2 separate regions of the Homo sapiens genome follow, and region 1 is linked to region 2. Evidence: chromatin loops called from intact Hi-C (ENCODE). Cell type or tissue: heart right ventricle. All regions are shown on one strand. Each heading gives the region's core, and the rest is flanking DNA. Links, peaks and the distances in the headings are about the cores only. Region 1 overlaps LOC105378305 (a long non-coding RNA gene). Region 2 overlaps LOC105378305 (a long non-coding RNA gene).

What was found. A loop is a pair of places that touch in the nucleus more often than their neighbours do. Peaks named below come from ENCODE experiments on the same cell type or tissue, not always from the same donor. Only the 100,000 strongest peaks of a DNase experiment are listed, where the experiment ranks them.
Region 1: it touches region 2 in a loop (3-fold over the local background); 67 of 110 quality-filtered maps call a loop at or near these places.

What each region holds. Positions count from the first base shown.
Region 1 is chr10:52,728,093-52,731,022 of GRCh38, reverse strand. The region is part of intron 1 of LOC105378305 (a long non-coding RNA gene); the gene reads left to right. Among named protein-coding and RNA genes, the nearest start is that of MBL2, 43 kb to the left of the region's middle. In heart right ventricle, for the core only: a CTCF peak has its summit at 1,293 (motif pointing right); no DNase peak of the experiment used is centred there.
Region 2 is chr10:52,652,123-52,655,052 of GRCh38, reverse strand. The region is part of intron 1 of LOC105378305 (a long non-coding RNA gene); the gene reads left to right. Among named protein-coding and RNA genes, the nearest start is that of MBL2, 120 kb to the left of the region's middle. In heart right ventricle, for the core only: a CTCF peak has its summit at 1,273; a DNase peak (open chromatin) is centred at 1,388; H3K27ac peaks cover 1,079 bases.

The DNA of each region.
Region 1 (2,930 bases), core at 229-2,728, 76 kb before region 2:
AGGAAACAATAGGTGCTGGAGAGGATGTGGAGAAACAGGAACACTTTCACACTGTTGGTAGGACTGTAAACTAGTTCAACCATTGTGGAAGTCAGTGTGGTGATTCCTCAGGGATCTAGAACTAGAAATACCATTTGACCTAGCCATCCCATTACTGGGTGTATACCCAAAGTATTATAAATCATGCTTCTAAAAAGACACATGCACACGCATGTTTATAGCGGCACTATTCACAGTAGCAAAGACTTGGAACCAACCCAAATGTCCAACAATGATAGACTGGATTAAGAAAATGTGGCAAATATACACCATGGAATACTATGCTGCCATAAAAAATGATGAGTTCATGTACTTTGTAGGGACATGGATGAAATTGGAAATCATCATTCTCAGTAAACTATCGCAAGGACAAAAAACCAAACACCGCATGTTCTCACTCATAGGTGGGAATTGAACAATGAGAACACATGGACACAGGAAGGGGAACATCACACTCTGGGGCCTGTTGTGGGGTGGGGGGAGGGGGGAGGGATAGCATTAGGAGATATACCTAATGCTAAATGACGAGTTAATGGGTGCAGCACACCAGCATGGCACATGTATACATATGTAACTAACCTGCACATTGTGCACATGTACCCTAAAACTTAAAGTATAATAAAAAAAATACTCATTGAATGAATGTCTACATTTTAAATGCACTATTTCTTTCAAAATATCCCAAGCTCTCAACACCTACAATAAAATAAAATGACTCTCAAAAATAAAAATAAAATAAAATAAAATTATGCTTGCCATATAAAATTTTTTTTGAGGGAAGTAATTTGTTTTTTAATACAGAGCCTCGTTCTGTTGCCCAGGCTGAAGTGTCGTGTCATGATCATGGCTCCCTGCAGCCTCGACCTCCCAACCTCAAGTGATCCTCCCACCTCAGAGTAGCTGGGACCACAGATGCAAGCCACCACGCCTGGCTAACTTTTTAATTATTTGCAGAGACAGGGTCTCCTTATGTTGCCCAGGTTGAGTAATTATTTTTGAGAGTCTCAGAGAGTGTTTTTAATCAGGTTATAGAATCATAGGAACTGTATTGATTCCACACAAAGGCCTCAGGGGAGAGAAAAATCGGAAGAGAAAAATAAGATGTAAGCACAAAGACCATGTATATTTTATCTCCATAATCCCCATGATACTGGGTTTAAATGAAAAGTTGACTATGCTGTCATACCTTGATTTTAATTTGCCATAACTGATTACTGGAAAAATCGAAAATGCAATTGTCTCCCCATTTGTGGTGATATTTCTTGTCAAGACAGCAGAGGGTGCTCTTCTATTAAGATATTACACTCTAAGCGATCTATGTAAGATGTTCACTGGGCAGCAAGAAACGTGTTTTAATAAAATTACCATATTTACGATTTTATTCAATTTGTTGGTTTTCCAAGGAGGTCATTTCCTGAATGTAAGTATTATTAGTTGTATTCCTGTTTATTCAATCATCTTTGAAAACATAATGAAAGCTACAGACCTTCCAAGAAAATCTCTTCGCATACACATAGCAAATTGGTAAAGACTGTAAGGAGAAACGTAAAAAGTCAACTGAAATCTTACTAAAATATGCCAAATGATTTTGCGGAGCCAGTTGAAACAGTTTTTCTTTTGGAAAGTTTGAAACATAAAAAGTAGAGAAAAATAACATGATGAGCTCAATAATCCCTGTCACTTCTCCAATATTTTCTCTCCCCTGTCCCCCAATATACACTGGATGATTTTGAACCCAGTTCTAACCATCATATTCAATCCTGCCATAAATTGTGTGTGTATCTCAAAACGATAAGAATACTTTCAAATATCAAGTTATCACTTTCTCATAATTTTTCACGCTTAGTTCAATGAATCTAGGAAAAAAATGTACACACATTACACTTGATTATTATGTCTCTAGAGTCACTTTTACTTTATAGAACACTTCTCTTTGTTTTCCTTGCCTTAATTTTACTTCGTTGAGGCTTGCTACTCAAAAGTGTGGTTCATGGACCAGCAGTATCGACAACTACTGAGAGATTGTTACAAATATATAGAATTTCAAGCACCACCCTACATTACTAAATCAGAATCTCTATTTTTACAAGATCCTTGGGCAATTTATGTTCATGTTAAAGTTTGATAAGCATTCCTGTAGTTTCTTACAGTCTGGATTTTTGCAGATTGCAACTCTGTAAAGTCATTTTGCATTTTCCTCTCTTTATTTTCAGTTAACTGTTATCAAGCCTAGAGGATTGATACGGTTCAAGTTTAATTTCCTGGCAGAATTACATCCTAAGTTTTTGTGTACTTTTACTGGGAGGAGAACAGTGTCTAGTTTTATATCTTTTTATGATTGTTATCAGCCATTGATGACTACTGCCTTTGCCTAGTAATTTATTAAGGGTTTTCAAAATAGTGATATGCTAATTCTATCATCCTTTCTTCTTTTATTAACTTAGATAATTGTATGAAGAGAAAAATTTTTCTTACCTACAATTTTATTGTATTTGAGCTAAAATTCATACAGAAAATATAGGATACAATTTTAACTTCCATACCTTTTTTTAACCAGTTTGATTGGGTTCTCAAAGTATGTTACAAAGTTTCCTTAAAGACTTCATTTGTTTGCTTTTGAGGTGTAATTATGAACTCATGGGATTTTAAAAATACTTGATAGTTTTAATTTATCACAGTTGTTATTCTTGCCAATTCTCAGTTTGTCTCATCTTTCACTATTGGGATGCATTTCATGCTGTCTCCTGATTTCTTTACACATGACCATGACCCCAGTAATCTTTAGTAGCTTTCTGTTATCACAAAATATTCCCAGTTTATCTTGTACATTTCCTCTTCCAGTACTGGATTCAATCATTTTCCAATAACCTTTGTCTTGATTTAGTGGGAAA
Region 2 (2,930 bases), core at 159-2,658:
AGTTGCACTTTTCTTACCTATAAAATGAAGGCAGAATCCACCTTAGTTGAATAATGTAAAAATTAAAGATAATATATGAGCAGGGCCTAGCACTATGCTTGCTTGTAATAGTTATTCAATAAATGCTAGATGGATTAGAGGATCGTTTATTGAGGAGATATTTATTGCCAAAGTCAAACAAATAGGCAAATAGACAAACAATTTATATTATAGCTCAGAAGGTGGGTCTTCCCCAACACAAGGCAATGTAAGAAGCACCTACACTGTGTGAAGAACTAGATAGACCACAGGTGGCCTTCTCAATCATGATAGAGAACAAAGAAATGACTCTCTCCAGAAAGAAGACAATCTGCAATAAAATCTTAAATAGTCCCAATAACATTACAAGCAATTTGGACTTCTCTGTATGTCCAAATGCTCCTCTATATGTCCATGCTTTCATGATGTCTCTGAATATTTATCTTCCCTCTGGAGAAAAGACAACTCCAAATGACTTTATGCTGAGCTTGAAGCATCTGTGGTCAAATGGTGAACTGGCATCATTATTTCCATTTTACAGATAAACTTAAGAGAGTACTGAGAGATAAACCGAGAGTGTTGAAAGTTCAAGGGCCCTGCCACTATCTTACAGGAGCAAAACTAAAGAGAGAGTACCAAGAGATAAACTGAGAGGGTGCTGAGGGTCCAAGTGCCCTGCCAGTATTTCCCAGAAGTGAGGCTGGAAATGAAACGAAGTCTACACTGCTTTCTGCTAGGATGTGCTAGGTAAATGCTCTCCCTAACCTTAAATAGCATTTGTCTCTGTTATTAGCAGCTATTAGTGAAGACACTAACCTTAACCACATTTCCCTTGTCATTGTATTTGTTCATTTACCAAGAAATGATGTGATGGTATTATTATTATTATTATTATTATTATTATTATTATTATATTTTTTCTTTGCAACAAAGTTTTGCTCTTGTTGCCCAGGATGGAGTGCAATGGCGTGATCTCGGCTCACTGCAACTTCTGCCTCCTAGGTTCAAGTGATTCTCCTGCCTCAGCTTCCCAAGTAGCTGGGATTACAGGCACCTGCCACCACACCTGGCTAATTTTTGTATTTTTTTAGTAGAGACGGGATTTCACCATGTTGACCAGGCTGGTCTTGAACTCCAGACCTCAGGTGATCTACCCAAATTGGCCTCCCAAAGTGCTGGGATTACAGGCATAAGCCACCACACCAGCCGATGTGATGTTATTATTTCAGGCTCACATCAACGGTATTAGCACTGGATGTCACTGTTGTTCCATGCAAACAGAACACAAGTGTGCCTCTTCCCTCGTGAATTTCAGAAATGACCCAGTTACTTAGGGAACAGCTCATCATGTACTTTGGCAGAACCACACAGTACTCCCCACCCAGCCTGGCATTGGCATTGCTATTTTCAGATTCTAAATCTAATCTATTCCAAGAGCAAGAGTCCAGGGAAAAGGCCATTAAATGTCTGAGGCACAGAGTCTATACAACATCTGACACTGAAATTACTAGAAAGGTCTATTTGCGAGCAAAAATTTCTGCCCTTGCTATATATTTTATTTTTGAAAAAACCTTAATACTTTAAATGCAAATATGAATCGAATGAATTTCATCATTATCCCATGAAGAGTTCCAGAAGGATTTCTTTGGTGAATGAAACACAAATATTAACTATTGCTTCTTCTCCCACTCACTTCATAATCATGTAACAGCCAGTTATCAAGGCTACAAAAGGTCTGAGTCTGACCTTCTAACCTGCTCTTGGACATAAGCAAGCACAGCAGGCAATGTATTTCAAGGCAATTACAGGCATAACTCGAGTATTTATAGGATACAACATTGTAATAGAACTATCTTTTTGGTATTTCCGAGGTAACACTTAAATCCTGCAACAGTGGTGGCCCATCAGTGGTGGGAAAAGACCAGTTCCTCCTGAGGGTGGAAAATAATCTTGTAGTTCAAGTTAGTGAAGGATGGGCATTTCTTCTTCCATTATATTCAAAGTGGAATGAGTGTGCTGCAGCTTTTTTTTTTTTTTTTTTCATGATTTCCTCATGATAATGTTGCGGTTACTTTAGCAGGGGGTGGAAAACTGATAAGTGTAATTGCTGTAATCACAGGATGTATAGGATGTAAATATTTGCAGGGCAATTAAAAACTATTTGCCTCTTTAGCTTCTTAAAATAAGAGGTACATCTGAGCAGCAAACAAGTGGAGAGTTTAAGAAAACAAGCAGAAAAGATTTTTAAGTGGCAAGAATATGAGATGATTTATCGAGCATTCATTTTGTGGTTTGGTCAGATACGAACGTTGGGGGAAAAGAGCAAAATATTGTGGATCAGGAAAATTGTGTCATCAAATAACTAAAAATAAATCTCAGAAGAACACCCCAGGGTTATAAATGATCACAGTGTGTGGCATTGTCAATTATCCTCTCAAGCTGGCACATTGTTTAGGAGGATGTCTAACTGCCAAGTTGTTATTGTAACAAGCCAACGGGCTTGCCTCATTCATTAAATACATGGAGGATGGTAGTCAAAATAAACCATGCCAGTTGACCACCATCCAAAGTGGCAGTTTTTCTTTGAGAATAAGGTTTTCTTTTTCACTCTTGCCTGATTCATATGTAAATACTTCCTATTTCTCCTAATGTTTCAAGAAACATTTTGATTGTATTTGACTCATATCTGCTAAATTTCTGTACATATTATTATCTTTACTACCAGTAGGGATAGTGAAAAAAGTAAATTCTACATTGTGTTGATGAGAGAGTTTGTATAAGGTAGGAAAGAAGGGGGTTGAACAGCATACAGATACTTCTACAGCCAGGTTAACATTTACACACGCCAATTAAGTTGTACAAAAATAGTAATTTGTTATGTTCTATAATTGACCTTATTTTGCCCTCCATCA